2 separate regions of the Homo sapiens genome follow, and region 1 is linked to region 2. A link is a loop called in an ENCODE intact Hi-C map of the cell type or tissue named here. Cell type or tissue: CD14-positive monocyte. All regions are shown on one strand. Links, peaks and the distances in the headings refer to the core of each region. The heading gives the core; the rest is flanking DNA. Region 1 holds the start of PPIE (peptidylprolyl isomerase E). Region 2 holds the start of BMP8B (bone morphogenetic protein 8b).

Region 1 (16,316 bases), core at 4,182-12,181, 50 kb before region 2:
GGCAACTAATGTATCTGATAAGAATCTAGTATCCAGAATATGTAAAGAACTTTTTCAACTCAACAATAGAAAGACAATCTTATTAATATACAGGCAAAGGACTTGAATAAACATTTCTCCAAAGAAGATAAACAAATGGCCAACAAGTACATGACAAGATCAACATTGGTCATTAGGGAAATGCAAATCAAAATATCATTTAACATCCTCACTAGCAATGTATAAGCGTTCCAATTTCTCCACATCCTTGTCAACACTTGTTATTTTTAATTTTTTAGGATAGCCAATCTAATGGATGTGAAGTGGTATCTCATTGTGGTTTTGATTTGCATTTCCCTTATGACCAATGTTGATCTTGTCATGTACTTGTTGGCCATTTGTTTATCTTCTTCGGAGAAATGTTTATTCAAGTCCTTTGCATGTATATTAATAAGATTGTCTTTCTATTGTTGAGTTGAAAAAGTTCTTTACATATTCTGGATACTAGATTCTTATCAGATACATTAGTTGCCAATGTTTTCTCCCATTCTGTGGGTTATCTTTTCACTTTCTTAATAGTGTTGTCTGATGTATAACAGCTTTTAATTTTGATGATGTCTAATTTACCTATTTTTTTCTTTTGTTGCTGGGTTTTTGGCATCTTGTCTAGGAGACAATTGCCAAATCCATGTGACAATTGTAAAGCTTACTATTTTACTGTACATTTTTCAAGGCCAAGTCCCACTGTTTGCAAATATTTTGTCTTAGAAACTTCATCTAAAACTTCACCCTGGAAAAAAAGATGACTTGGAAAAGAAAAATCACATACAACCATATTCTCTTTCATTTTAAATCTATTGTTTAAACGCAATCTGTAGTAACACAAGGCTTAGAGACACAAACTGTGACCACAGTGATCTTGAAGGAACTCAAACTGTTCTGAATCAGTAAGAACTTGCCCTCTAAATAAGCATATGTAGCTCAAAGTGTCTTAGAGACCAACTGCATAGTAAGATTCCCAAATTAATTTTTGTATAGAATACAGTGTTTATTAAGGATAAGTTATAAAATGTGCTAACTTGATTTATATTTAAGAGCATCCATAGCAATTATTTCAACTTAGAAACAGTTGAAAGATTTTTTTTCAGGAGTGTTTTGTGACTGATATTGTTCAGAGTTGCATGAGCATGATGATAATAAAAAGTGATTGACTTTTTTTTTTTTTTTTTTTTTGAGACAGAGTCTCCCTCTATTGCCCAGGCTGGAGTGCAGTGGTGCAATCTTGGCTCACTGCAACCTCCACCTCCCAGGCTCAAGCGATTCTTGTGCCTCAGCCTCCTGAGTAGTTGGGATTACAGTCATGCACCACCATGCCTGGCTAATTTTTCTATTTTTAGTAGAGACAGAGTTTCATCATGTTGGCCAGGCTGGTCTCAAACTCTTGACTTCAAGTGATCCACCCGCCTCAGCCTCCCAAAGTGCTGGGATTACAGGCATAAGCCACTGCACCTGGTTTTTGTTTGTTTGTTTGTTTGTTTGTTTGTTTGTTTTCTGAGACAGGGTTTCACTCTATCACCCAGGCTGGAGTGATATGATCATGGCTCACTGCAGCCTTGACCTCCCAAGCTCAGGTGATCCTCCTACCTCAGCCTCCCAAGTAGCTGGGACCAAAGGTGTATGCCACCATGCCAAGCTAATTTTTTTGTATTTTTTGTAGAAACAGGATTTTCAACCTTGCCCAGGCTGGTCTTGAACTTCTGAGCTCAAGTGATCCACCTGCCTCGGCTTCCAAAGTGCTGGGATTACAGGCGTGAGCCCCCGTGCCCAGTCAAAAGTGACTGACCTTTTAGTTGTTTTATTAGTGTTTTAAAATTCTGTCCAGACAACACACCTCCGTATTGTTTGCACCCAGAATGGGCTGCTTCTACTGCCTTTTAACATGTCATTCCTTTCTTGGAAAAAGTGGTTCTTAAAGTATAGTCCCCAGACCAGCTGTTTCCACATCACCTGGGAACTTGTTAGAAGCGAGCATTCTTGGCTTCACTCAAGACTGACTGAATCAGCAACCCTGGAAGTAGCGCTTAGCAACCTGTGTTGTAACAAGCCCTCCAATGATTCTGATGCAGTTTCATATTTTAGGACCACTATCTTAGAATATGGAACCTGCCAGACCTAAGACACTAGAGTTTAGGGCACTGGTAAATGCAGCCCTATGAAGTTGTGGTGTAAGGCAGAAAAACAGCCCTAGATTTTGGCAGACTTGGACATCTGTCCCTCCTGCTATCAGCGAAGAAAAGTGTCACTGAGTGGCAGATAGAATGTTTTAGCTTCTAGTCCCTCAAACAGTCTCCATGATACAAACACTGACTCAGTTAAGAATCCAGGAAGACTCTTGGAGACTGCGGTTGCTAAGAGTGACGAACTTGAACTGGGTTTGTTCTTTTCTTTGGGAATCCTGCAGCTGTGCGGCATGTAGCACCTGTGCCACCACACTCACGCTCACTGCTCCTCCTTGTGCTGTTGCTCTGTATAAATACACCTCCGATGTTGGCAGCCCACGGCCTGTGATTCAGCCTCTGTAGTGGAGCCCAGGCACCCAATGTGCTAAGAATAGAATTTTCCATTTCAACTTTATTTGCAAGAAGGTTTTCTGTATTTCATTCATCAGGTATTAAAAGTCTACTAAATACCAAGGAATTGTGCAGTGGTATGGGATTACAGTGGTAAGCAAACTGACATGGTCCCACTTTCAAAATGCTCTTTCTCTGGTTGGAGAGAAGGGGTTTTAAAAAGTAAATGCGTCCTCTAGTTTTGAATATTTTAAAAAATGTAAATGCAGCCAGGCACTGTGGCTTATGCTATGCCTGTAATCCCAGCACTCTGGGAGGCTGAGGTGGGAGGATCGCTTGAGCCCGGGAGTTTGAGACCAGCCTGGGCAATGTGGCAAAACCCCATCTCTACAAAAAAATAGAAAAATTAGCCAGGTGTGATGGTGCACGCTAGTCAGTAGTCCCAGCTACTCGGGAGGCTGAGGCAGGAGGTTGAGTCCAGGAGGTTGAGGCTTGAGGCTGCTGCTGTGAGCCGTGATCACACCACTGCACTCCAGCCTGGGTAACAGAGTGAGACTCTGTCTCAAAAAAATAAAAAGAAAATGCAAATACAAATTGTGCTAAGTGTGACTATGATGTCTAAATGCTCCCCTCAGAAATACAGGAGAATGATGCTTCCCACACTCCTATTCATTTCACCTACTTAAAGCTTTCTAAAGCGATTTCCAAACCTTAATGCCACATGAAAAGATACGAAGCCTTTCTGCTGCCTTCAGGGACCTACTTCTAGACTGGAGCTCATCACTGACATCATATGCTAATGTTTCTAGAGCATTTAATGAAAGAGGCATTATGGCATATAATAATTATAACTGTTTTGGTATTTACACCTTTTGATCCAGTCACTTCTGGGCATCCCTCCAAAGGGGATAATGTGGTCCTTAGAAAAAAGCTGTACTGCTAAAGATAGTTACTGGAGCTTTATATATTCAATCAACAAATTAAATACTCAGTTATTACTTTGCTAATGTGAGTAAATTGCTTGACCTCCCTGGGTGGCCTGGGTAAAATGGGGAGATAATCTCTATCTCAAGTTTGTGACAACTAAATGTCTGTGGAAATATCTCCCTAGCACTAGGCTCAACGAAGAGTAGGTGTGCTCTGGATGGGCTCTTTTCACCTTCCCTTTCTAATTATGTTGCATGTTATTATACATATGATGAGAATCTATGCAGTTTTTCTGTTTGTTTGGATGTTTTTTTGAGATGGAGTCTTACTCTATCACCCAGGCTGGAGTGCAGTAGTGCCATCTTGGCTTACTGCAACCTCTGGCTCCCGAGTTCAAGTGATTCTCCCGCCCCAGCCTCCCGAGTAGCTGGGACTACACGTGCACACCACCACGTCCAGCTAATTTTCGTGTTTTTAGTAGAGACAGAGGTTCACCATGTTGGCCAGGCTGGTCTTGAACTCCTGACCCCAGGCAATCCGCCCACCTCGGCCTCCCAAATTGCTTGGATTATAGGTGTGAGCCACCACACTCAGCTTCATAGTTAGTTTTTTGAGTCAGAATTTCACTCTGCCACCCAGACTGGAGTGCGGTGGTACAATTTCGGCTCACTGCAACCTCCGCCTCCTGAGTTAAAGTGATTCTCCTGCCTCAGCCTCCTGAGTAGCTGAAGCTACAGACAGACACCACCACACCTGGCTAATTTTTGTGTTTTTAGTAGAGGCAGGGTTTTGCCATATTGGCCAGGCTGGTCTCACACTCCTGAGCTCAAGAAATTCACCCGCCTCCGTCTTCCAAAGTGCTGGAATTACAGGCGTGAGGCACTGAGCGCGATGGAGAATCTATACAGTTTTATATCACCACCACTCCCCTCAAAATGCGCTGAATTTGGTCAAAAACCATTACTTCTCCCCTTCGCCTGGATTCTGAATGGTAGCATTCAGGTGTCGAGTGGTTGGAGTGTCCTAACTTTGACCACCATCGAGTGCTGTCCTTTCCTTGGGTGCTAACCCACTGCTTCTCCTGGTTCCCAGGCACCCCAGCCTGCTGTCCATGTGCAGGCCAGGAACCCCTGACTGCCTCCATGCTGGCGGCAGCACTTTCCCAAGAACAGAAGCAGGTGCTGAGTGAGTGACCCACGCGCCTACGAAAGAAGAGAGGGCCAGAAGCTGGTGCTGACGCAGACACCAAGGTTACTGAGATTCCGTTTGGTTTTTTATGAACTATCTTCCCCACAGGAGACATTTGTTCCTCCTTATCCAAACAATGCATTCAAACTTGGCTGTAAAGATTGTAGGAAGAGATGCACAGGGCAAGGTGGGAATGGAGAGGGGCTGGTGAGCTTCCATGCCCTCTCTAGGCATGCTGTGTTCCAAGCACATCAATGTATTCACCAACCTGGAAACTCCCCAAACCGCATTTAGAGTGTTTATATGAGGTTTCATTACCTAGGCATGGCTGATTAAACCACTGGGTGTTGGTGATTGAACCCAATTTCCAACCCCCTCCTCTCCTCAGAGGTTGGAGGCGGGAGCTGGAAGTCCCAACCCTCTAATCACATGGTTGGTTTCTCTGATGACCAACCCCCATCCTGAAGCGAGCTAGGGGTTCTACCTTGAGTCATCTGCTTAGCACAAACTTAGGTAGGGTCAAAATGGGCTCATTATGAATAACAAAAGACACAGCACTCAGGATATTCCAATGATTTTAGAAGCTCTGTGCCAGGAACTAGGACAAAGACCAAGTATCTATTTTTTATTATACCACACCACATAAAGGACGCCTGGTCAGATTCTTCCTGAGAGTGACCTTTTGTTTTGGAATAGTGACGGGTACACAAAGAGCTCTCCTAATCAGATCTCACAGCCTCATTCCTATAAGTATCAACTCCCTGGTTTGGCATGAGGTTGGTAAGGTCAGCTGTGTGCGCAGCCACTGCTTAGCTCTGGGAATACAATGGGTACAGGCCGTGGTGTCAAATACCTTCATCTACTGGGAGAGAGAGACATACCTGACTATAGTTATAGGGTGTATTCCAATTGACTTCTGAACTTGGGGACTATGGACTCTGTCTATAGGGGATTTGGGTGAGTGAAGCTTAACTAGGACCTCTGACAAGGACTGGTGGGTGCCTCCAGATGGAGAAAAGAAAGAACTCAATGAGCAAAAGCAGAGGCAAGGAAAAAGAGCCCATGGTAAGTAGGTGAGGAACTGATGTGGAGGTCAGGGTTGACTTGAGGTAGGCATGGACCCCTTGTCAAGGACCTTGTTAGCAGCATCAGTGATTTAGGTAGGGAGTTCTAGAGAATTTAGGTTTATTTTGAAGAAAGATAACCCTAGGCCGGGTGTAGTGGCTCACACTTGTAATCCCAGCACTTTGGGAGGCCGAGGCAGGAGGATCGCTTGAGTCCAGGAGTTTGAGACCAGCCTGGGCAACATGGCAAGACCCTGTCTCTAAAAAAAAAAAAAAAAAAAAAAAATTAGCTGGGCATGGTGACGTGCACCTGTACTCCCAGCTGCTACTCGGGAGGCTAAGGTGGGAGGATCATTTGAGGCTGGGAGGTTGAGGCTGCAGTGAACCATGATCATGTCACTGCCTTCCAGCCTGGGTAAGAGAGCAAGACCCTGTCTCAAAGAAAAAAAGAAAAAAAAAATCACCCTGGACAAGTGGATTGGAGGAACAGAGCCACTATCAACTCTTCCTTAGTCTACTACATTAACTTCCTGGTCTCCTGGGTTCCAATCAACCCATCCTGGGCCTAGTGTCAGAGCACTGTCTAAAATGATGTGAGCATGTAACTCTCCTGTTGTAACTTCAGCAGCTTCTCAAAGCTCCCAAATCTTCCAGAAGGCTTACAGCACCCTCATGATGTGGCCCTCTGCCTACCTTTCCCACCTGATATGCCCTCCACCCCACCATCCCAGGCTCTGGTCTTTTAGTTCCTTGAGTGTGCGGAAGCTGCCTCCTCCTCTCTCTGGCTCCTTTTCCTTCAGAATTCAGCTTAAATGTCACCTCAGGAAGGTCTTAACCCCCTGCTCCATATAAAATAGATGGTCCCATTATTTCCTACCACTATGTCAACCTGTAATTTATATATTAGTGGGTTTAGTCCAAGATGTTACTCTAAACTGCACCATTTTGTAAGCTCCCTGCTATTCTGCAGACCTTGGTCAAAGTGAAACATTTCACAGGGGTTTGGGCTGTGAGAAACATCCTGCCTAACCACCCGACCACAAGGCAGACAAAGGCCCAACTAAAGAAACATCCCTCTCATATCTTCCTGGGCAAAGGTCCAAGGGACACCATGATGACATCCCACTGGAACAAGGGCCAAACCGCCTCATCATGAGAACATCTTTATATCAATATCCTGCTAGGCAGCAACCCATACTGCCCAGACCCCTACCGCCCATACCTATAAATTGCCCAGTCTGTAAGCAGTGGTGGGCACTGGCATTAGGCTGGTTCCCCACTTCTGTAGGTTATTATGCTGGACATAAAGCCTGCGTTTGCTGTCGAGCCGCCCTCTTTCTGTGTGTGTGTGTGTGTGTGTGTGTGTCTTTCTTTAACCCTTGCCTTCTTTTCAAAACCTAACACGAGTAGACAAACGTTCTTTCTGAAGAGCCAGATTGTAAATATTATTGTAGGCTTTGCAGGCTATAGCTCTTCTGCCCTTGTAGTAGGAAAGCAGCCACAGTCATACTTAAAGGAATGAGCGTGGCTGTGTCCCCATAAAGCTTTCTTTACGGACACTGAAATTTTAATTTCACATAATTTTCATGTGCTAAGAAAATATACATATATATTTTGTGAGATGGTGTGTCGCTCTCGTCACCCTGGCTGGAGTGCAACGGCGCGATCTCTGCTCACTGCAACCTCCGCTACCTGGGTTCAAGCGATTCTCCAGCCTCAGCCTCCTGAGTAGCTGCGATTACAGGCGCCCGCTACCACGCCTGGCTAATTTTTGCATTTTTAGTAGAGACGGGGTTTCACCATGTTGGCCAGGCTGCTCTCGAACTCCTGACCTCAGGTGATCCGCCCGCCTCAGCCTCCCAAAGTGCTGGGGCTACAGGCATGAGCCACCACGCCCGGCCAAGAAAATATAGTTTTTTTATTTTTTCCAACTATTTCAAAAGGTAAAATTCATTCTTAGCTCCCAGGTTGTCCAAAAACAGACGCGCAGGATGGCCAAGCACCAGAGTTTATCGTTTGCCCATAATAATCGGGTTGATTCGGCCAAGGTTTCCCTCCCCCAACACGGTGCGCACTGGGAAGCGCGAGGACCACGTCCCTTGGTTTACCACTGCGCACCTCACAAGGCGCCCAGTGCATCCGGGTAGCGGGATGCCGGTTGGACCAACGCGAGGGTGGGCGGGGTCTAAGAGCTAAGCGTTGGGGGCGGGGCGGGACAGTGGGGAAGAGGACGGGTCGAGTGCTGGCTTCCGGCGGAAAAGCGCGCGAGCAAGATGGCCACCACCAAGCGCGTCTTGTACGTGGGTGAGCAGGAGGGGTTGCTAGGCGGAGTCTGAGTGAACGCGACCCCCAAGGGTCGGGGCGTGGGGTGGGACGCATCTCTGAACCAGGAGGACGGCGAGCTGCTGTCAAGGCCGGGTCTCTGGCGGTAGTGCTGGCGATAGCTCTGGCTGTGCTTAAACTCCTTCCAAGGTTTCCCACTGTCCTCAGGAAAAAGTGCAGACTTCTTAGCAGTACGCACTTCTCCAGCTTCTTTGCTTTGCTTCCCGATTCGCTGGGTCTCCCGAAAAATGACCCACTTGCCCCCAAGGTTCAGGTTATTTCACACCTTTGGGCCTCTGCTTTTGCGACTCCCTTGCAGTGAACAGCCTTGCCACACACCTCAGGTGCGTGAACCCGAGACGGAATGATTATTCTGACTTCCTAGCCCGCTGAGCTCCAGCGGGCCCCGAGGAGCGGTAAAGGAGTATTATGGCCCTTCGGATCCTCTCGTTCATTTGTTTTACAAACATTCAGTGCAGCGACGGCTCAGCCCCAGCCCCTGCCATAAAGGAAGGAGTTCCCAGACTAGCCAGAAAAAAAGTGGAATTACCTCAGTAGCACACTTTTGATAAGCGCTGTAGTGAGGATGGATCATGATAATATGGGCCTGGCTGCGGGACAAATGACCCATCCATCTGGAGAAGCGAGGGCAAATTCTGGATGCGGCGATGCCAGAGCTGATGAGCAGGAGTTAGCTACGTAACCGAAGCAGAGGCAAGGCCGTTCACTGCAAGGGAGTCGCAAAGGTGTGAAATAGCCTGACACTTGGGGGCAAGTGGGTCATTATTCGGGAGACCCAGGAAATTAGGAAGCAAAGCAAAAAAGCTGGAGAGGTGGGTACTGCTAAGGAGTTTGCACTTTATCCTGAGGACAGTGGGAAGCCTTTGAAGGAGTGTAAGCGAAAAGTTACGGGTTCAAATTTGCATTTTCCTAAGATCATTCTAGTTGGCTTTGTGGAGTTGATGGAATGGAGGCAGGGAGGTCAGTTGTGAAGCTATTGCAGTAATCCCAGGACTAGATGAGAGTCTGAAAGAAGGGCGAAGAGAGGAATATTTTTCATAAGTATGGGTGGGCAGAGATGAGAGGGGGATGTTTGTTTACCCAAAGAACTGAATGGAAGGGTCCTGTCCCCTGGCTAGCATGCTAACTGGGCTGCAAGGACTTCTGCAAGAGTATGGAGATCAGTGGCTCAGAAGGCCCTTGGCTTATTTGCAGGTGGACTGGCAGAGGAAGTGGACGACAAAGTTCTTCATGCTGCGTTCATTCCTTTTGGAGACATCACAGATATTCAGATTCCTCTGGATTATGAAACAGGTGAGTTAGTGTCTCTCACGTTCAGAATCCTCTTACTAGGAAAATACCTTAAAAAATTAAAGTCACATCACAATTCTAAATATGCATTCTAAATATGGTTAGTATACACTACAGGTAAGTTCAGGAAGGTGTCTGGTGACAGTGATCTCGATGGAGAAGGAATGTTCTGAGGCCATGTGGTTGTGAACTCTGAATACTTTCCAGAGTCTTCAGCTGTTGGGTTGAGATAAGACAGATTTTTCAATAGACCAGTAGGGAGATAGGTTTGAACTACATTGAGATTTGAATGTTGTTTTAATCTACCTGATGGGTACCCCATCCCACCTGCACCTTCTTGCAGCTGTGCTATTAAATGAGGCAGCGGGAAAGCCTAGCCCCATAATGGGGGTGGGTGAGGGCGGGGGTTCTTGGCCTCTGCACCCCTGGGTGGGTTTCCCATCGATTGGTATCACAACCACAGTTCAGTTTTCTGTTTACCTTTGTTGTCATTTTTAAGATTATAGTTTTAGGCCTAGTTTTATCATCAACCTTGCATATGATTGTTAGCAAAGTCTTTAAACTCTCTGGGCCTGGGAAATCTTTATTTGCAAAATGATAAGGTTATGTTGGCTTTCTAAGGGCCTTCTAGTCTCTGAGTTCTATGATAAACATTATTGTGCTTGGTCTTTCTAGTTAGTTCAGCATTTTCCTGAAGATAAAGACTGAGCATCTTTATCAGGTTTTAGGATTCATGCTTTATGCACAGTTGATGCGCAAAATATATATTTAGATAGATAATTGATAGGTCAAATGACTTTATTTTTCTAATTGCTTTGCATGCAATGGTTAAGGTTTTAAGTTTGGCTTTCGTAGAATAATTGAATACTTATCAATTAAAAATACAGTTTACTATTCAGCTATGTCCATTAAAAAAACAAAGTTTATTATTGCTTAAAATATTGTATAAGAAGAATCAAGAATGAGATTCCTTCTTCCTAAATAGTGATTGGATAGAACTTCTGGTGTTTGGATACGACATGTAACTGACTTCACTTTGTGACCATCCTGTTTCTTCCCACTACCCCACATAGTAATTACTTGTTTTTGTTTTTCCATTTTGTAGAAAAGCACCGAGGATTTGCTTTTGTTGAATTTGAGTTGGCAGAGGTGAGAGTCTGTGTTACTAGTGTCTAGTCCTTGGTTTGTGATGTTGTTACTGATTACAAAGGAAGCTTTTCACCATTTGGTTAGGTTTTTGGGCCTTAGGCTGATGCTTCCAGAGAGATCAGAAGTAAGTGCTGTTCTAAGGAAAGCGTCTCTCACATAATCAGACTGGACTGTGAATAACATGTCAGACCTGCCAGGCCCTCCCATTCTTGCCCTGCAGAGGAGCTAGCTCATGCACCCCTGTTCATTGAGCATTCTTGCCTGGAAGTAGTGATTATTTCTTGTGCCTTCAACTAGATGGCAAATTGTTGCACCACCAGCTCTAAAATCAGCCAGGAAGTGCTCTTTGTTAGAAACACACAAAACCTAGGCAAGAAATACAGAGGTGGCATTTTTCTGGATTTTTGCTACTGAGCATGTGTTTAGACACCATAAGAAGCATTTGGCTGCAAGCCTAAACTTGTACCTTTGTCTTTCCTTGGCAGGATGCTGCAGCAGCTATCGACAACATGGTATGGCTGGGAATCTTAATTCTAACTAAAGTTGCTTTTTGGTGGTACAGAGGCTCCTTATTCATATATCAGTGTTCTGGACTTCCAAAGTTACAAGGTTGCATGGGGAGGTAAAAATTCTCACATGAAAATATTCACTGTGAATTGATCACTTATAAAATTAGTTCTTACTCAGACTCCTTCGCCATTTCAGAATAATGTAAGTCCTCATCATCCTTGTTGACCAGTCTCTCACTGGCTCTCCCATGTTTAGGATAATTTGCAGACACAGTGCAAATTGATTGCACGGTGTAACTGCATATTTTGCAAAATAGCAGGATTTCATGAAGTGTTAGACCAATTTACAATTGAGAAGAGAAATTTAATTATGGCAGGTGCAAATCACTGATACAAATGATTTGGATATTCTGGAAAGGTCCTTGGGAAAAATGATGATGCTCTTTAGTATTTGTGCCTTCCTTGAGATCCTTTTAGTTTTCATGTCTGATAAGAAGTGCAAAGATACCATACTGTTGATAGAATTTTGTTGGAAAAATAATACTTCAGTGCCTGTTACTTTTCTTTCTTTCTTTTTTTTTTTTTTTTTTTTTTTAACAATCTTGAACTCATGAGTTCAAGACTTCTCAGCTTCTCAAGTAGCTGGAATTACAGGCTCAAGCCAACAGGGCTACCTGGGCTACCTGTTACATTTCTTTCTACCAAGTTACATTTCTTTCTACCGATTAGTGCATAGTTAGTCCTGAATATTAATGGTAAGAAACTTGTTTTTATTATTTTTAGTTTCATCACAGTAATTTCCCAGTCAGCCTTTTAAAATTTTTCAATTTTACCACGAAATCTTCATCACCACTTCAAGTGGAGTCACCTTAAATGACCTTTCCTGGTACCGATTATCTTTGGATAATGAGATGTTGTTTTATTTGTTGTTCTGTTATCCATTCACCAAACATATTCATCAGCTGTCAGAGATCATTTTTCTTTCATTTCAAAGCTTATCTTGACTTTTGAAGGTGAACTCAAATACTGGGAAACTGCATTTATTTTTGTAATTTTGGAGTGTTCTGAACCCAGAGTTACTTTTGGTAATACAGGTCTTTGTGTGCTGCTATGAAAGAAAGGGGTGTGAGTTCCCTGAAACCCACAGGTGGCTTTGGGGTGGCTGCATAGCTTACTGGTAGAGGCCCAGGGATTAAGGGAGGACAAATCATGAGTGTGTCTCAGAAGTATATGGAAAGCTGGCTGGCCCTCTTTTAACCTAAGAGAGTTTAAGCAGCTGGATTTTCAATCTTTTCAGAATGAATCTGAGCTTTTTGGACGTACAATTCGTGTCAATTTGGCCAAACCAATGAGAATTAAGGAAGGCTCTTCCAGGCCAGGTGAGTAGGAGCAACTTCCAGATTCCCTGTGATGTTCTGCAGTTTGGCCTTAGTTGCATTTTTTGTCTCTATTTACTTGGAAGTAGATGCTAAATGCTGCTTCCTGGTAGATAGGAGTAGATGATGGTTCACATTGGGAAGGGCATGCACCACCTTTTTAGAGAAACAAGTGAGTTTGAGCTTCTCAGCAAAGCCAAAGTGATTGTTTCTGTTATGAGAGAAATTCCTGCCTGAGCTCATCTTTCCCAGTTTTCTTGATATTCCATTCCTGGGGTCTCCATCAAGGGCTGAAATCAGCAAAGGCTACACCTTTGCTTTCGGCATAGCTATTTTCCTTAGCCCTACTGAGAGCTGGACTTCAGGGCCTACATTCTGGATGGGAACTTTCCTTACCCCTGGGAGTTCTCAGTGGGGAATTGTCTGGCATACAGGCCACATAGCATCTTCCACTTTGCTGACCAAAGCAGCTACTTTTCAGTTCAAGCTGACAGCTTGAATGAACATTTGTTTGATTCTTTCCTTTCAGTTTGGTCAGATGATGACTGGTTGAAGAAGTTTTCTGGGAAGACGCTTGAAGAGAATAAAGAGGAAGAAGGGTCAGAGCCTCCCAAAGCAGAGACCCAGGAGGTGAGAATGAAGCTCCTGCTTCCAGAGCACAGGCCGGCGCTGTCCACAGGAGACTTTTTTTTTTAAGTTTTAATGGAAATTTGCCAATATGTATATCAAAGTGGAGGGAATGAATAATGAATTCTTAGTACTTTGGTAAAGTCAATATTGAGTTCTTAGTACTTTGGTAAAGTCAATATCGAGTGAATTCAAGGGCGAAACTTTGGGTCTCTTGTCCATGTTGTGTTCTATGTGATGAGTGTCTCAGCTCTGCTCAGGTATGGATTTGTGATTATCAACTGACAGGGAGGAAGCTGAGGTGCCCCTCTTCACCCCTCCTGATCAGTCCCCCTCCTTCACTGAAGAGTTTGCCACAAGGGTCGTGGTCTTCCTATTCCTGTGCTAATGGAGGGGAGACAGAATAGGGTAGTGTCCCTTCCTTCAACCTGTACATGGGTTCAGGGTTCTCCAGTCCTACGGGAACCTGCTGGGGCACTTCCCCCTGATTCTCAGCATAGTCTCTGACAGTTGCTTCCTGGGCGTCCCCTCCTCTGAGTACTTTGTGAATGTTGTCATTCTTCTGTATTTCTTTCTTGGCTCATGGTTTCTCTCTCTTCTCTCAGCTGAAACAGTAGCAGTCTATCTCTAGTTTTATGCAGCCTCTGTTATGCTGTTGATCTTCATGGTCTCTTTCTAGTCCTGAGCTTCAGATATTTCTGCCTGCAAGTCTCATGGGCAGCTTAAGTTTGCCTAAAATGGATTCTCCCGCTTCTCTAATCCTGTCTTCCTGTGTTCTCAATCTTGGCTAATTTGCCACCATTCATCCACACATTGACCCACGCCAGAAATTTGAATGCAAATCAGAACTCATAAAGTGGCCATCACAGTCAGTGGAGTCCCCCTGGATCATCCTGTATCCTCTGCTTAGTCTTACCTACTTGGAGCACAATGCAAGGCCCAACATCTTCCACTGTCTTCTGAGCACTTAGGCCTGAGCAAGAGGGCTGCCCCCTTGCTTCCATGTAGTTAGCCAGTGTATATGCAGGGCCAGGCACAGAGGGACGAGGTGGTACATGGATGGGTCTGCCTAACTAGAGGACAGTGGGTGGGCTGGAACTGGCATTTGAAGATACTGAGAGTTGTGGATCATGGACCAGAAAAGTGCTGTTCTGTGACTGTGAAGCAAGAGGAGGAAGCAGATGCATCTGAGGGCAAGCATGATGAGATAACACCCCCGTGTGTGAGGCTCAGGTTAGCCAGTGCTGAGACCTCCTGTCGCTGGGCATCCAGCTGGGTGCTACGGCCATGGCTCCTGCCTCCTGCAGCCCTATCAGGGCCCAAGGCCTTCCCCGTCAGCACTTGCTCCAGCCTACGCACTGGAGTTGTGTTCTGGGTGGGTGTGTAGAATACTCGCACTCCTACTTAGGGCGTCAGGGAGCTCTCTCTAACTAGCAATTTCTTCTGCACCTAGGGAGAGCCCATTGCTAAAAAGGCCCGCTCAAATCCTCAGGTGTACATGGACATCAAGATTGGGAACAAGCCGGCTGGCCGCATCCAGATGCTCCTGCGTTCTGATGTCGTGCCCATGACAGCAGGTGAGCAGGACGCTGTGGTCAGAACGGCGGGACGCTGGTGGCTGAGCAGTGAGCCTTTCCCAGGTTCTTACTGCTTCACTTCTTGTGTCCTTGATATTGCTTCTGACCTAAGTTGATTTGAGGCATCTCAGATCCTGGGATCTAGTAACAGATAAGTCAGAGCAGGTGTTTTTGAAGCTTTATAAGTGCTGGCTTACTGTTTTTTAATCGTTTTTTAAAAATACAAGTAAATAATGTATTCTTTTTTTTAAAGAATAGCATATACATATATTCCAATAATATTTAAGACAATAAATTGAAAATTCATTTTCCCCTCTCTACATCCAGTCCTCAATTCTAGAAGTAACTAGTGCTTTTATTGAGTATTCTTTGTAATTTATTAAATATTGACTTCTATTCTCTTTTTAATCTAAATTTTATTATCTAGACATATAAAGAGTCAATTCAGTTTCACAAAGCTTGTTTTGAAAAAACAGTCGTCCCCTGGTGCTGTCCCTGTGCCCTGCTGCCAACACCATTTGCTGCTCCTCAGAGGAGCGGATTTCAACTCTTAGGTGTTTTGGTTTTTATTTCCATGTTGATAACAGTTTTATATTTCTACTTCCTGTTTTCCATTTTAAACATTATCTTCTGATTTTCTACTTCAGAGAACAAAGAATTAGTTTTTTAAAATCCCCTTCCCTGCCCCCTCATCTTCCCTGTATAGGTACCATAATTTTGGTTAGGTCCTAAGTTATTTTAACAATGTAAGCATCATGTGATAACCTCCTTTCATGCACAGCATTTTGTTTTGCCTGGAATTGATAATTGCCTTGTTTTTGCATAGTTTTCTGTGTAATCATTCCTGATTTTCTCCCAGACCATCCTGCTGGGGGTTTTGCATCCAGGTGTCTGCATCTTGTTAAGGGGAGATGAGGGCAAGGCTGAATTCCTCAACATTCAGTATATAAACTTTCACATAATCTCCATTTGTCATTATGGTACCTCAGCCCTCACTATGCGTAGGATGTCCTAGTCCAGAGACCCTCTGCTTTAACCTACCAAAGACTAGACCCCCAGCTGGCTACCAGGTTGGGGAGGGGTGGCCCCCAGCTGCAGAGTCAGGGAAAGGATCCCAAAGATTAACCACTTTCTTAAATGGGCTTTCAGCCAAACTTACTGTCTCCAGGATTACCTGCACCCTTTCCTCTGAGCTTTTGGAGTGCAAATTGAGTTGCTTCTTGGCTTTTACCAGCTTAAGATTCAGCTTTCTCGGGTCTGCTATATCATTTAGGACTCATCTATTTTGTTTTCTAACTTCAGAAATTTTGTTGCTGTTGTCTCTTCCTCCCTGCTTTTTAAGTTTATTTTTTGGCTATTTTAGCCACTTTAAAGTGTTTGTTAGCAGTAATTACTCTGTTCGAAATTTTTGAATCATCCTAAACAAAACCACTTATTAAAGGTACCTATTAAATAATAACTCCCCATTTTCTCCTCCCCTTAGCTTCTGATAACCTCTAATCTTTGTGTCTATGAATTGGCCTATCCTAGATTTTTCATGTAAGTGGAATCATACAATAGCTGTCCTTTTCCACGCCTTGTTGATTTTGCATAGCATAATGCTTTCAAGGTTCATCCTTGTACCATGTATCAGTGCCTCATTCCTTTTTGTGGCTGAATAATATTCCGTTGTATTTGGATAAATATCTTGTTCATTCATTTGTTGATGGGCACTTGC
Region 2 (13,468 bases), core at 650-8,649:
GGAGAGGCAGCTGCTATTTTGGAGAAGAGCAGAAGATGTGGAGGCAGGGGGACAATCTGCTGTGTGGCCTTAGGAAAACCACCTATCTGCTCTGAGCCTCTCTCTCCTCTCTTTCAAACACAGATGTGACGGCAATTGTGAGATACCAATGAAGGAAGAGATGCAGAGGTTCTGGGCACGTGGGCATCGCTGGGTATCATCTCACACAAGCCCACAACAGCCCCATAAGATGAGTATCTCCATTTTACAGAGGAGGAAACTGAGGCTTGGGGAGGTTGACTGGAAAGCCCAGATCACACTGAGATCAGGTGTTGGCGTCAGGATGCAAATTCCTTGTGTGTGGGTCTCAGGTCAGAAACCCCCAATCTAGCCCTGTCTGTCCTGCCATTGTTCAGCCCCTCCTGTTTCCCGATGGGGCGTTGCTGTCTAGCACACCCGACAATTACCTTTAGGGCTCATGTATGTATTATGTGTCTCTAGACTAGAAAGTCATCTCCCTGAGGGCAGGGACTTTACTTCTCTCATTGTTATATCCCCAGCAACTAGAACTCTGCCTGGTCCGTGGTAGGTGCTACAGAACTATTTGCTGAATGAATGAATGGGAAAATGAAAGAGGTCCCTGGTAAAGAACCAAAGGAAGTGGCCCTGGGGCCCACGGAGATGGTGCCACCCTTCTAGGTCACACGGCTGGCAAGGGCAGAGCAGGACCCGGGCCAGGTCCCGAATTCCCACTCAGTCCTGCTTCTCCCAAATCCAGACGGCTCTGTTCATCAACACCCCTGTCCATGGCCACCGGAGACCACAGGAGCAAATCTGTCTGGTTCAGGAAGGGATCAGGACAAAAATGAAGCTGCCTGCATTCTGATCCTGGCTGGACTTCTGCCTGCTAGGCCTGCTTATGCCTCAGTTTCTCAATCTGGAACATGGGCACCTGCCTCTCTGCTGAGATGGGTGGAGAAGGATTCAGAAGGAGTGTGCAGAGGTGGTCCTTCCTGCCATCCTTCCTCCCTCAGGAGGGGCCGGGCTGCCCTGAGGCACTGGGGCCAAGGCATGGCGGTGTTGTGAGAAGGCGCCTCTGCCACAGAGCCACAGGGTCAGGGCTGGGAGGCACCTTGCTTTTCTGATGCCATCACCGTAGAATGGACGAGAAAGCAGAGGCCCAGGGAAGGGAAGGGCCGTGGCTCAGGACATGCAGGAGTTAATGGTGGGCCCAGGCAGCACAAGAACCTGGGTCCTGCCTCCCAGCTCAGGGCTCTCCCCTCCCTGAGCACAGAGAGACCAGGGACAGAATCCAACCGCTCCATCACTGTCCTGCCCAAGAGAGCCCAGGTCTACAGGCTGATATGGATGACAGGCCAGGCAGGGCCCCGGCTCTGACCCCAGCCCTGGCCTCCCAGTGCAGGCTCTGAACATCAGGACGCAGGCTTGGCTTCCTAAAGCACCTGCTCTGCACGGAGACCTGAGCCATGGTGGGAGGCCTATGAGAGCCCCGCCCCCTGGGTCCCACAGGCTGCCATCAAGAGTTGGGCCCTACGGGCACCAGACCTGGCTATTCAGGAGTCAGATGAAGCTGATAGGAGAGGTGGAGCCGGCAGGAGCAGGTGTGGGAGCCTGCGTGTGGGCGGTGACACCACAGTGACCCTGCTATTAGATCCCGTGGTGGCCTCTGCCCACATGACTGTAATCTCAGCTACTCGGGAGGCTGAGGCAGGAGAAGGGCCACCAACCTCCAGGGGCCTCCAAACATGGAGAGCATCCTGGTATGTGTCTAATCCATGCCCCCCCACCGCCCCACCCAGCCTCAGTAATTACCAGTTAAAGCTACTCTAACTGAGAGAGTTCTACTAGTGCAGTTAGCACAGCAGAATAAAGAAGGCCTTTCTGACAGCTGGCTGCGCCCACCCACAGCCTGGGCTTCCACTAACAATGATCTGCTTGTTAATCTCGCAGCGCTGGAGGCCCCAAGTCTTCATGAAATGCACAAAGCTGGTGTGGGAAGAAGCTGGGATTTGAAATCCACAGCCGTGGATGTCACCCCGGATGTGCGGTGTGGCCCTGGGCTGGCTATTTAACCTCTCTGAGCCCATGAAACAGGGCTGGCAAAACAGTCTCACATGAGTTAAATGAGGAATTGTAAGGCTGTGAAAGTTCACATGCTACTTTTCATTCTAAAAACAGGTACAAACACTTTTTGATTGGCTTTTAGAATCCATTTCTAGGTTTTACATGTGTATAAGACATGTGGAGATGTTCCTGTCACCTCCGAACTAGGCCACAGCTGGGAGGGCCTGGGGCCAACAGTGCCCAGGTCCAGGTTCACCCTCTGAGGGGAGCAGCACAGGCTTTCTACTCCTGCCCCTCTACCAATCACACAACAACCCTGAGGACAGATCACCAGGCACCTCATTTTACAAGGAGCAACGAAGGCTGAGAGGGTGAGGAACTTTCCTAAGGTCACACAGAGGGGTAGGCCCTGCCCAATTCATAGCAATAGCCCCACCAGGCTGTGCATGCCTTGACCCAGGGGATGCCAGGGGAGGTCGGATGTGGGCTGGGTGGTGACGCATTCTGATGGGCGGCTCCCTGGGGACATTCTTGGACGACTCCATCCACAACTCTTCTTGGTCCTGAGCCCAGTGTCAGCCTGTCCTGATGACAGAGCCCCAGCCCCAGCTTCACAGATGGTCTCCTCTGTCCCACATCCCCACCCTGTCCTCTAACTACAAAGGCAGCATCCAGATCCCACCGGCTAGAGTCCTGTCCCTGGCACTGGGCGCTCAGTGATGGTGAATGGCTGCCTCCTGCTGCTCGCCTCCACCACCAGCTCTGGGTTGCGGGAAGCAGAGGCTTGGCCATGCCCTCTTCTGTCCTAGTGTAGGAAGCAAATGGCTGATGGCCCCACAAAACCTGCTGCGGCTCAGTCCCCTGTTTTCCTCAGCCCAGACTCCTCAGAAAGGTCTCTGCACCTTGAAAGCCTGACCTGACAACAGAAATGTCATCTCTTTGAGCCCTGGATGGACAGTCAGGCTTCCTGGGCCTGTCCTGGCTCAGCAGCGTAGAGGCTGCGCTGTCCTAGGCATGGCGCTGCCTCTCTGAGCCTCACTGTCCTCATCTGGGAGATGGGGATGAAGACCGTGGCTGTTATCAGGGTTGTCGGGAGGATGAAGAATTAATGATGCTGTCTGTGGAGGGAGGCTGATGGCCGGGGCCAGGGACCCTCTCCCTCCTCTCAGCCCCACAGCTCCCCGACTTTGGGCTGATCTGTGGTCCTTGGTTCCCCAGACCCCAGACTGTCACTAGCCACAGACAGGAGGCAAAGCAGATGGGTGACCTGACCAATAGTAACTACATGACCATAGACCAAAGAGTTTAGTACTGGAAAAAAAATCTCTGAGATCTTAGGGAATAAATAGCTCCAGGGTTTGATACAAGATATTTGCAGACAGGAAAAGCCGGGCTTTGCCTGGGAGAACAAAGTGGGTCCAGCTGCCCACTGGACCATTCCACAGGACTGGACACTCACCCCATACCAGATCACATCCCAGGTGTTGGGCCCAGGGTGACAAGGCAACAGTCCCTGCCCCAGCGAGCTGAGTTTGCTCCTTCCCCAGCCGCCCCCCTGACAGCCGCACCCCACCCAGGCTCCGCACAGAGAAGAGCCTGCTGTGGACTCAGGGCACGCGACTCAGCTCTGGTCACTCCGATGTGACCACAGGTTTCCACGCTGAACTTTGTCCCTCTCCTCAGTACTGCCCTTATCACAGTGACAGCATCCCGGCCTCTGTTTACTCACCTGTCTCCCCAGGACCAGGCTGTCTTCCCGGGGCAGCCCAGGTGGGCAAAGACATCACCTGATTCTTACTCCTGGGTGTGTTTGGGGCAGGGTGAAGGCAGCGCCTGGGAGTCCACAGTCCCCCACACTCTGCTCCTGACCACCCCGCAGCCCAGGGGGCCCCCATGACCCTTAGACCTTCCCTAACCACGGCGGTCCCACTCCCCTGTGGTTCGCGTCCACCGTCTGTGACTCCCCGTTCGGCCAGGGCCCGGCACAGCCCGCGGATGCGCGCCCCTCCCCTGCAGCCAGCTTACTCCGAGGGTCCCCGCGCGGGCGGCCGCACTCACCCATGTTAACGAAGCTCATGACCAGGTCGGCGCGGCCCAGGCGCCGCTCCGCGGGCGCGCCGTCCTCGTCGTCGTCGCCGGCCATGGCGTGGTACAGGTCCAGCATGAAGAGCGGCGCGGACGCGGGCAGCCGGGAGGCGGCGGGTGGCGCGCGGGGCCGGGGCCGCCCAGGCAGCCCGAGCACCGCCAGGATCTCGCGCTGCACGTCCCGGCGCTCGCGCGCGCCCAGACGTCGCTGGGGACAGCCGGGCGGGGGTCGCAGGCCGGGGCCGCCCCCGCCCAGCGCGCATAGCGCCAGGCCCAGGAGCCAGAGCGGGCCGGGGAGCGCGGTCATGGCAGGCCGGGGGCGCTCAGCTGGGGCGCTCAGCGGGCGCGCATCGGCTCCGCGGCCGACCCAGGGCCTGGGGACGCCCCGACGGCAAGGAGGCTGGGCTCGGCGGGCGGCGGGCGGCGGGGCGGGGCGGGACGGGCGGCGACCGCGGCCTCAGCGCGGTCCCTGGAGCGCCCGCCGCGCGACACCTGTCCTGGCTCCTGGACGAGAGGACGCGGACGCCACCGCCTCGAGGCCGGGGCTACTCTGCGGACTGGGACTCTCGGCCAATCCGTCTGTCGCCGCCGTACCCGCCAGTCCGGCTGTGGCCGCGGTCCGAGCAGCGCAGGGGCGATGGGCGAGCTCCTGCAGCCACCCGCTTGGTGCGGTTCCCGCGAGTCCCTGCCCTGCCCTGCCCAGCGGTCCGCGTCGCCCGCCCCCACCCCGGGACTGACCAATGGGGGGGCGGGGGCGGGGCCTGGGAGCGGGGGCCACGCCTGCGAGGGGGCCCGGGGCTGCGGCCGGTGTCGCGGGTGGGGAGACCCCGAGGTGCTACCTGGGCGTGGCGGGTGGGCAGGCGGCCCGGGCGAGGGGCTCGCAGCCTGGGCGTCAGCGTGGTCATGGCCGTCGTGGCTTCCGCCGCGGGCCTCGGCGCAGAGATCCTAGGGCCGCGGCGCCCTTCCGGTCCCGCCAGTGGTGCCACCCGGCCGCCCCGCCGTCGCGTGCGCGGGTCGCCATGGCATGCTGCAGGCGCCTCCTTCCCGGCACCTGCTCAGCTGCTCCTCCCCGCGCCCCCACCTGGCTCCCGCGTGAGCCTGGGCAGCGCCCCAGGCAGGCCGCCCCCGCCAGCCCTCGCTGCGCGGCGTGCGCCCCCTGCGCCCCCAGTACTGATCCAGCTTCGCGGGGGAGACGCGCACCCGCCTCCTGCCTTTAGCCGGGCCAGGAGCTCTGGGGCCCTTCTGGAGCACCCGGGAGCCACCTGTGCACTTCTCAGTCGCCACGGCCCCGGTGCAGGCCTGGCAGGAGAAGGATCCCCGCGGAAATGCCTCTACTAACTCAGCCCCTTTCTGCACTCTCTGCTCTTCTCTGGGCGCGCTCTCGCCTTACTTATTCCTGTGTGGTTCAGGCGCTGCGGAAGGAGAAGGCACCTAGACTGTACTGGGAAGGCTCCTGGAGTTGACCTGGAGCGCCAGGAAAGGTCAGTGGAGGAAAGTGCTCCAAGCAGAGGGAAGAGCTTGTGCCAAGGCCCTGAGACCCCGGCGGGGGAGCCTAATAATGGCAGGTAACAGTCAGCACTTGCCACGCGCGAGGCATGTTCTCAGTGTGTGTCTTGTGTCATTTCTGTGATGCTTGCACATCGTCAGGGGGTACCTACCACTGGAACCTCCTCTTTTAACAAATGAGGAAACTGAGGCACACAGCGGTTAAGGGACTTACGCTAGGTCACACAGCAGTAGAGCTGGGCTGGGGCAGGGGGCAGCTCCTCAAGTGGAACCTGGAGAGCCCACGGGGCAAATGGCGGAGGCTGGAGGGGCTGGCAAGGGAGGGACTGCAAAGGGCCTCACAGGGGCTAGACGAGGGCCCTGGGCACCAGTGATTATGGTGCCCCCCCATGTGGATTGAAGATTAAACCTCGAAGCAAGTGTATAATGCCCCCAAAAATCACATTTAGAAGTCATCACTTCAATAAAAATTTCTATATTAAATAAATTATTAATGTAAATGGTCATTTGCTGGCTCCTTAAGCACATGCCTAGTCTGTCTTTTACCGAAGAAGTAAATTTCTGCAAGGGTAAATAATAAAATGAAATAAAATAAATATTATTATTACACTATTCAGAGCACTAAAAGAACTACTTTTTCCTGATTACAGAGGTAACTTGCTTTTGTAGAAACTTTTGAAAATAGTTTCATAATCACTTTTGCACATCATCAGGGGGTACATACCATTGGAACCTCCTCTTTTAACAAATGAGGAAACTGAGGCACACAGCGATTAAGGAACTTATGCCAGGTCAGTACAGAAAAGTAAAAATATTACCCCCAACAAATTTTAAAATCACCCAAATCCCTGTTTCCAGAGATAATCACTGGTAATATTTGATGTCTCTTTTTCTTACATGTATGTGTATTTTTTCATACAAAAAACAGGATCTTATTTGCTTTATTAGCTTCACGTTATATTGCAGTATTTCACTATGCCATTAATTATTGCACACTTTTTTTACTGGCTTCGTGGTATTTTTTCATCATATTGTTATCATAATTTTTTTAATCAAGCTTATGTTATGGGATAATTATATTTTTATATTATATACTATGTTGTTATGAACAATCTTGTAGAATAATCTGTGCACATCCATGGTGATTTCTTTAGGATGAATTTCTAGAGATGGATTTTTTTTTTTTTTTTTTGAGATGGAGTCTTGCTCTGTCACCCAGGCTGGAGTGCAATGGTATGATCTTGGCTCACTGCAGCCTCCGCCTCAAGTGGTCTTTGTGCCTCAGCCCCCTGAGCAGCTGGGATTACAGGCGTGCACCACCATGCCTGGCTAATTTTTGTATTTTTAGTATACACAGGGTTTTGCCATGTTGGACAGGCTAGTCTTGAACTCCTGGGCTCAGGTGATCTGCCCACCCCAGCTTCCCAAAGTGCTGGGATTACAGGCGTCTAGAGATGGAATATTTGAATCAAAGAGCATATACACTTTTTATGGTTTTTGATACATATTATCTGTTGCCCCAATAGCACGAGGGTGCTTATTTTCTATCACCCTTACCAACACTAGATATAACTGTTAAATACATAAATAAATCAATCTCTGCTGGTTTGATAGATGAAAACCTCTCTGCTGTTGTAACTTGCATGTGGAGGGTTACTACACACTGCTCTCTTGTTTTTGAAACCCTGTCCTCCCCTGGCTTCAAGGACGCCTGCTCCCTTGCTGACCACTCCTCCCTGCCCACTTCTAAAACATGGATGTCTGCTGGGTCTGTCCACAGTCCTGTTCTCCCCTTAGACTTGACCTGGTGATGAGCTCATCCACTGAGGCTTCAGTGCCGCCATACAGTCACACCCAACTCCAAATATATTAGTAGGGCAGGCCTTCCTGCTAGATGCCAGAAGCTACATCCAATGACCGATAAGACATGACCAGAGCCAGAAGCCAAAACCCTGGCGCAGACACACGTCCCTCCCTCCCAAGGGCAGTTCAGTCTATTGATTCTACCTTCAAATGCCTCTTGAATCCCTGAGCCTGTGCACGCCCCTTTGCACTCAGGTGTTTCATGGAGCACCTCCTCCCCACTGGTCTCCTTATGTCTCATCTCACTACCCACCCCACCCAGCCCTCACTCATTCCGCAGAATGCATATTTCCAAATGAAAATCTGAATCCTTCCATGGCCTTTCATTGCTTACAGCAGAATTTCCCCAGGTGAGGATTCTGAGGGCTTTCCTGCAAAAGGGGTTCAGTACACACTGCGCTATATATTTCCCCCTTGGTAGAGCCCTCATGCACTTAGCACTTTGTAAGCTCTAGAAATCCTGCAGTAAAAATAAATAAATAAGTAAATTAAATAAATAAATAAATAAAAACCTGTTTAGCCTTAACTTGGCTTCTTCCAAATGCATGTGACTATAGCTTTTTAGTTTTTTGAGGACCACATCTTGGGGACCAGCAAGGCACAAGGTGATAAGCGCCCAGGACCCAGTGGTCTGGCATCATCACCTGGCCCCTGCTGCTGACCCATCTCCACAGTTTTTTTGTTTTGTTTTGTTTTTGTTTTTGAGACGGAGTCTTGCTCTGTCGCCCAGGCTACAGTGCAGTGGCGCAGTCTCGGCTCACTGCAAGCTCCACCTCCCGGGTTCACGCCATTCTCCTGCCTCAGCCTCCCTAGTAGCTGGGACTACAGGCGCCCGCCACCACGCCTGGCTAATATATTTTTTTTTTTTTTTGCATTTTTAGTAGAGACAGGGTTTCACTGTGTTAGCCAGGATGGTCTCAATCTCCTGACCTCATGATCCGCCCGCCTTGGCCTCCCAAAGTGCTGGGATTACAGGTGTGAGCCACCGCGCCTGGCCAATCTCCACAGTCTTATCTGGCTGCTAACCCCATATACTTGGCTGCAGTCCCATGGGAATACTTGTGGTCCTCCTACCTGTCCTCCTGTTGACACTTCTGTTCACCTGAACATGTGGTTTCCTGTACCAAGAAGGGAAACCCCTTTCCCTGTCTGGTCAGGTGTTACCTCCCTTTAAGATGCAGTTGAAGTAACACCTCCTTTTCCTGATGCCCTCTTCACCTTCATGAGCAGAGCCATTTCTTCCTTCCTCACTCTCTCAACCACTCCTTTTACAAAATAAAAGGGCATGTATTCACATGTTTGTTCCCTGCACTAGGCTGAGAGCTTCTGCAGGCAGGGACCATCATCTTAATTTACCTTTGGATCCCAGTGCGAGGCTTGCATTTAGGGTTTCAGTAAGTATGTGTGAAACAGAGTAGCCTCTGTTTCTCTGAAATAGCCTCTGAAAACAAGAGTCTCTCAACAGCTTCAAGGAACGGATCTCGCAACCTTCATGAACTCAGTAAGAAGTGCTTCCATTGAGAAGTGCTCATTATTTCACGGGGATGAAGAACAGAAGCACCAAGCTGTGTTAAAGTGAGGAGTCAGTGGCCAGTGGGGCTCACTCTCTTCGCTGTGTGACCGGCTCTCTTGTACATCAGCAACAAATGCAAATCCATGAATCTTCATGACTGAAACCATAAGGTTAAATTCATGACTGCTAATACCTACTGCATATAGAAAATGAAAAGAAACAATTTTAAAAAGCAGAGAAAAGCTTTCCATAAGAAAGATGCTACAGGAAAGCCTGAGCGCAGTGGCTAATGCCTGTACTCCCAGCACTTTGGGAGGCTGAGGCGGGCAATTCACCTGAGGGCAGGAGTTCGAAACCAGCCTGGCCAACATGGTGAAACCCCGTATCTACTAAAAATACAAAAACTAGCTGGGCATGGTGGTGGTGCCTGTAATCCCAGATACTTGGAAGGCTGAGCCAGGAGAATTGCTTGAACCCGGAAGGCGGAGGTTGCAGTGAGCCGAGATCGTGCCTCTGCACTCCAGCCTGAGTGACAGAGTGAGACTCTGTCTCAAAAAAAAAAAAGGAAGGAAGGAAGGGAGGAAGGAAGGAAGGGAGGAGGGGAGGGAGGGAGGGAGGGACAAGAAAAGAAAAGAAGGAAGGAAAGAAAGAGAAACATGCTACAGGAATGGAGATTATCTCATGTTAACAGCGACACATTTAACCTTTGCATTTGTGATCTGAGGACCTTTTAATTATATTACAGGATCCTATAGTGAGGTCCTAGGTCATGCCTGTCAGCTCCAGAGGCCACCATGAGGTTGGTGCATCGTAACACCTCATTAAATGACTGCTGAGGGCCCAAAGGGTGTCTCACTTGCCTTTCTGGCTGGGTGCTGCTGGGAAAACTCCAGTTCATCATGTTCCCAGGGTGTGCTTACACGTCATAAAGAAACAAATAAACATAACAAGGCAGTCCTGTCTTCATGGGGGAGTCTTTAGTCAATGGGTCAGGTCACCTTCTGTTAGTAGACTAAATGCTTCAATTAAAAGCCAGGGCCGGGCGCGGTGGCTCACGCCTGTAATCCCAGCACTTTGGGAGGCCGAGGTGCGCGGATCACGAGGTCAGGAGATCGAGACCATCCTGACTAACATGGTGAAACCCCGTCTCTACTTAAAGTACAAAAAATTAGCCGGGCGTGGTGGTGGGTGCCTATAGTCCCAGCTACTCAGGAGGCTGAGGCAGGAGAATGGCGTGAACCCGGGAGGCGGAGCTTACAGTGAGCCAAGATCTGGCCACTGCACTCCAGCCTGGGCGACAGAGCGAGACTCCGTCTCAAAAAAAAAAAAAAGTCAGAAGACGGGCCAGGCATGGTGGCTCACTCCTGTAATCTCAGCACTTTGGGAGGCCACGGGGGGGAGCAGATCACCGGAAGTCAAGAGTTCGAGACCAGCCTGAAACCCCATCTCTACAAAAAATACAAAAATTAGCCGGGCATGGTGGCTTGCATTTGTAGTCCCAGCTACTTGGGAGGCTGAGACAGGAGAATCACTTGAACCCAGGAGGCGGAGGTTGCAGTGAGCCAAGATCACACCACTGCACTCCAGCATGGGCAACAGAGCAAGACTCCATCTTAACAAAAACAAAACAAACAAAAAAAAAAGTCAGAAGATGGCTGAGGTGCATGTGCCTATAATCTCAGCTACTTGGGAGAGAGAGTTGGGAGAATCACTTAAGGCCAGTAGTTCAGGCCAGCCTGGGCAACACAGCAAGACCCTGTTTTTTAAAAAAGTCAGAAGTTGTCAGATGAGTTAATTAAAAAAAGGCAAGAACAAATGACATGCTCTCTATAAGAGATGTTCTGTAAATATAAAAGCACAGATAGGTTGAAAGTAAATGAGTTGAAAAAGATATATCATGCAAAAAAAGGAGAAATAAGCCTGGAGTGGCTATATTAATATCAGGTAAACTAGACTTCAACATAAAGAACATTAGCAGAGATAAAGATGGATTCATTGCATCAGAATGCATCCTACTGAAACAGGAGGACATTATGTAGCACAACATGACAGGCCCAGAGTACACTAAATATTGTTGTGTATGGTTTAAAAGTGGTTTCAGAGTTCTCACACTTATTTTAGAAACCAGTGGAAATGGGTATTTTTTGAAGATTTCTACCTGAAATTAAATTTATTTTGTGATGCACCTGTAATCCCAGCACTGTGGAAGGCTGAGGCAGGAAGATCACTTGAGGTCAGGAGTTCGAGACCAGCCTGGCCAACATGATGACACCCTGTCTCTACTAAAAATACAAAAATTAGTCGGGAAGGGTAGCATGTGCCTGTAGTCCCAGCTACTTGGGAGGCTGAGGCAGGAGAATTGCCTGAACCCGAGAGGCGGAGGTTGCAGTGAGCCAAGATTGCACCACTGCACTCCAGCCTGGGTGACTGAGTGAAACTCTGTCTCAAAAAAAAAAAAAAAAAGTATTTTGTGAACCAAATGAGAATAGATTGGGGGTGGGGCAGGGGTGGGTGTGGAGGGAACCTCAAAGTGAAATTTACACATTGCCAAATCTGAATCAAATCAAAACAATTTTGGTAAAATCTTTGTGAGCAATGCAGAATCCCAGCAACAATTTGTTTAAACACACAGAGTAAGGAGCCTCCTCTCTGACCAGCAGCATACAGGATCTTTCATGGTGTCCTTTCACCCCTAGAGGGTTAACAGAGCAGAAGGTGCACTTAAGTATGCAACCAAGCAGCCCTTCCCTCCATGTAGCCGAGTCCACCCCTCATTGTAGGGGCACCCTTGAAGTTCATGCCTAGGTCAAAGTCCCCACACACAGCCTGGTTCTCAGCCAGCTGCAGCTTCAACTTGTACAACTAGTCTACCAAGGCCTGCAAATCATCCATGAACTGGCCCCAAAACAGCAGGGCCTCCTCCAACTTGTGCTGCCTAAGAAAAGCACACATAGGCCACTGTTTTTAGGGACCCATTTTTTGTTTTCTTTTTCTTTTGAGACAGAGTCTCGCTCTTTTGCCAGGCTGGAGTGCAGTGGCGTGATCTCGGCTCACTGCAACCTCTGCCTCCCAGGTTCAAATGATTCTCCTGCCTCAGCCTCCCGAGTAGCTGGGACTACAGGTGCCTGCCACCACCCTCAGCTAATTTTTTTTTTTTTTTTGTATTTTTAGTAGAGACAGGGTTTCACTGAGTTAGCCAGGATGGTCTCGATCTCCTGACCTTGTGATCTGCCCGCCTTGTAAATGACACTATCAACAGAGTGAAAGGCAACCCACAGAATGGGAGAAAATAGTTGCAAATCATATATCTGATAAGTGATTAATATCCAGAATATATATGTTTATTTTTTTCAGAATATATATTTTAAAACCTCATACAACTCAACAACAATAAAATAAACAACTCAGTTGTAAATAGGCAAAATACTTAAAAAATCCTCCAAAAAAAGATCTACAGATGGCCAATAAGCATATAAAAAGATGTTTAATCTCACTAATTATTAGGGAAATGCAAATGAAATCCACAATGATACCTCTTCATAATCATTAGAATGGCTATTATTTTTTTAAAAAACAGAAAGTAACAAGTGTTGGTGAGAACATGGAGAAATTGGAACCCTTGTGCATTGCTGGTGGGAATGTAAAATAGTGCAGCTGCTGTGGAAAACAGGATGGCAGCTCCTCAAAAAATTAAATATAGGGCCGGGTGCAGTGACTCATGCTTGTAATCCCAGCACTTTGGGAGGCTGAGGTGGTGGATCACCTGAGGTCAGGAGTTCGAAACCAGCCTGGCCAACGTGGCAAAACCCCATCTCTACTAAAAATACAAAAAAATTAGCTGGGCATGGTGGCATATGCCTGTAATCCCAGCTACTTGGGAGGCTGAGGCAAGAGAATCACTTGAACCTGGGAGGCGGTGGTTGCAGTGAGCTGAGATCGTGCCACTGCACTCCAGCCTGGGCGACAGAGTGAGACTCTGTCTCAAAAAAAAATTAAATATAGAATTACTATAAGATCCAGCAGTTTCACCATTGGGTATACTATATATAGATACTTTATAGATTTGCCTTACAAGAATGGAAGGGAGGGAATCAAAAAGAACAAATATTTACACATCCATGTTCATAGCAGCACTTTTGACAGTAGCCAAAAGGTAGAAACAGCCTAAATGTCCATCAACAGATGAATGGATAAATACATATTGTATGGCTATACAAGAGAATATTATTCAGCCTTAAAAAAGAAATGAAAATCTGACACTCACTACAACATGGATGAACCCCGAAGACATTATACTAAATAAAAGAAGCCAGACACAAAAGGACAAATATTGTATGATTCCACTCATGTGAGGTACTTAAAGTAGTTATATTCATAGAGACAGAAAGTATAGAATGGTGGTTGCCAGTGGCTAGAGAAAGGGGAGAATGGGGACTT

What was found. A loop is a pair of places that touch in the nucleus more often than their neighbours do. Peaks named below come from ENCODE experiments on the same cell type or tissue, not always from the same donor. Only the 100,000 strongest peaks of a DNase experiment are listed, where the experiment ranks them.
Region 1: a loop joins it to region 2, with 2.1 times the contacts of the local background. A loop is called at or near these places in 9 of 110 quality-filtered maps.

What each region holds. Positions count from the first base shown.
Region 1 is chr1:39,730,900-39,747,215 of GRCh38, forward strand. It overlaps PPIE (peptidylprolyl isomerase E), which reads left to right and starts at 7,983. Exons shown (of 10, transcript NM_006112.4): 1 at 7,983-8,032; 2 at 9,266-9,364; 3 at 10,467-10,510; 4 at 10,996-11,022; 5 at 12,317-12,398; 6 at 12,925-13,025; 7 at 14,476-14,599. The coding sequence starts at 8,002. RefSeq lists an enhancer at 8,031-8,240. In CD14-positive monocyte, for the core only: no CTCF peak of the experiment used is centred there; a DNase peak (open chromatin) is centred at 7,932; H3K4me3 peaks cover 1,583 bases; H3K27ac peaks cover 1,054 bases; H3K27me3 peaks cover 715 bases.
Region 2 is chr1:39,784,030-39,797,497 of GRCh38, forward strand. BMP8B (bone morphogenetic protein 8b) reads right to left here and starts at 4,836. Exons shown (of 7, transcript NM_001720.5): 1 at 4,123-4,836. The coding sequence starts at 4,456. It overlaps LOC101929536 (a long non-coding RNA gene), which reads left to right and starts at 4,947. Exons shown (of 1, transcript NR_135805.1): 1 at 4,947-6,142. RefSeq lists a silencer at 4,788-5,387 and an enhancer at 4,942-5,443. In CD14-positive monocyte, for the core only: no CTCF peak of the experiment used is centred there; DNase peaks (open chromatin) are centred at 4,842 and 5,102; H3K4me3 peaks cover 1,509 bases; H3K27ac peaks cover 932 bases; H3K27me3 peaks cover 584 bases.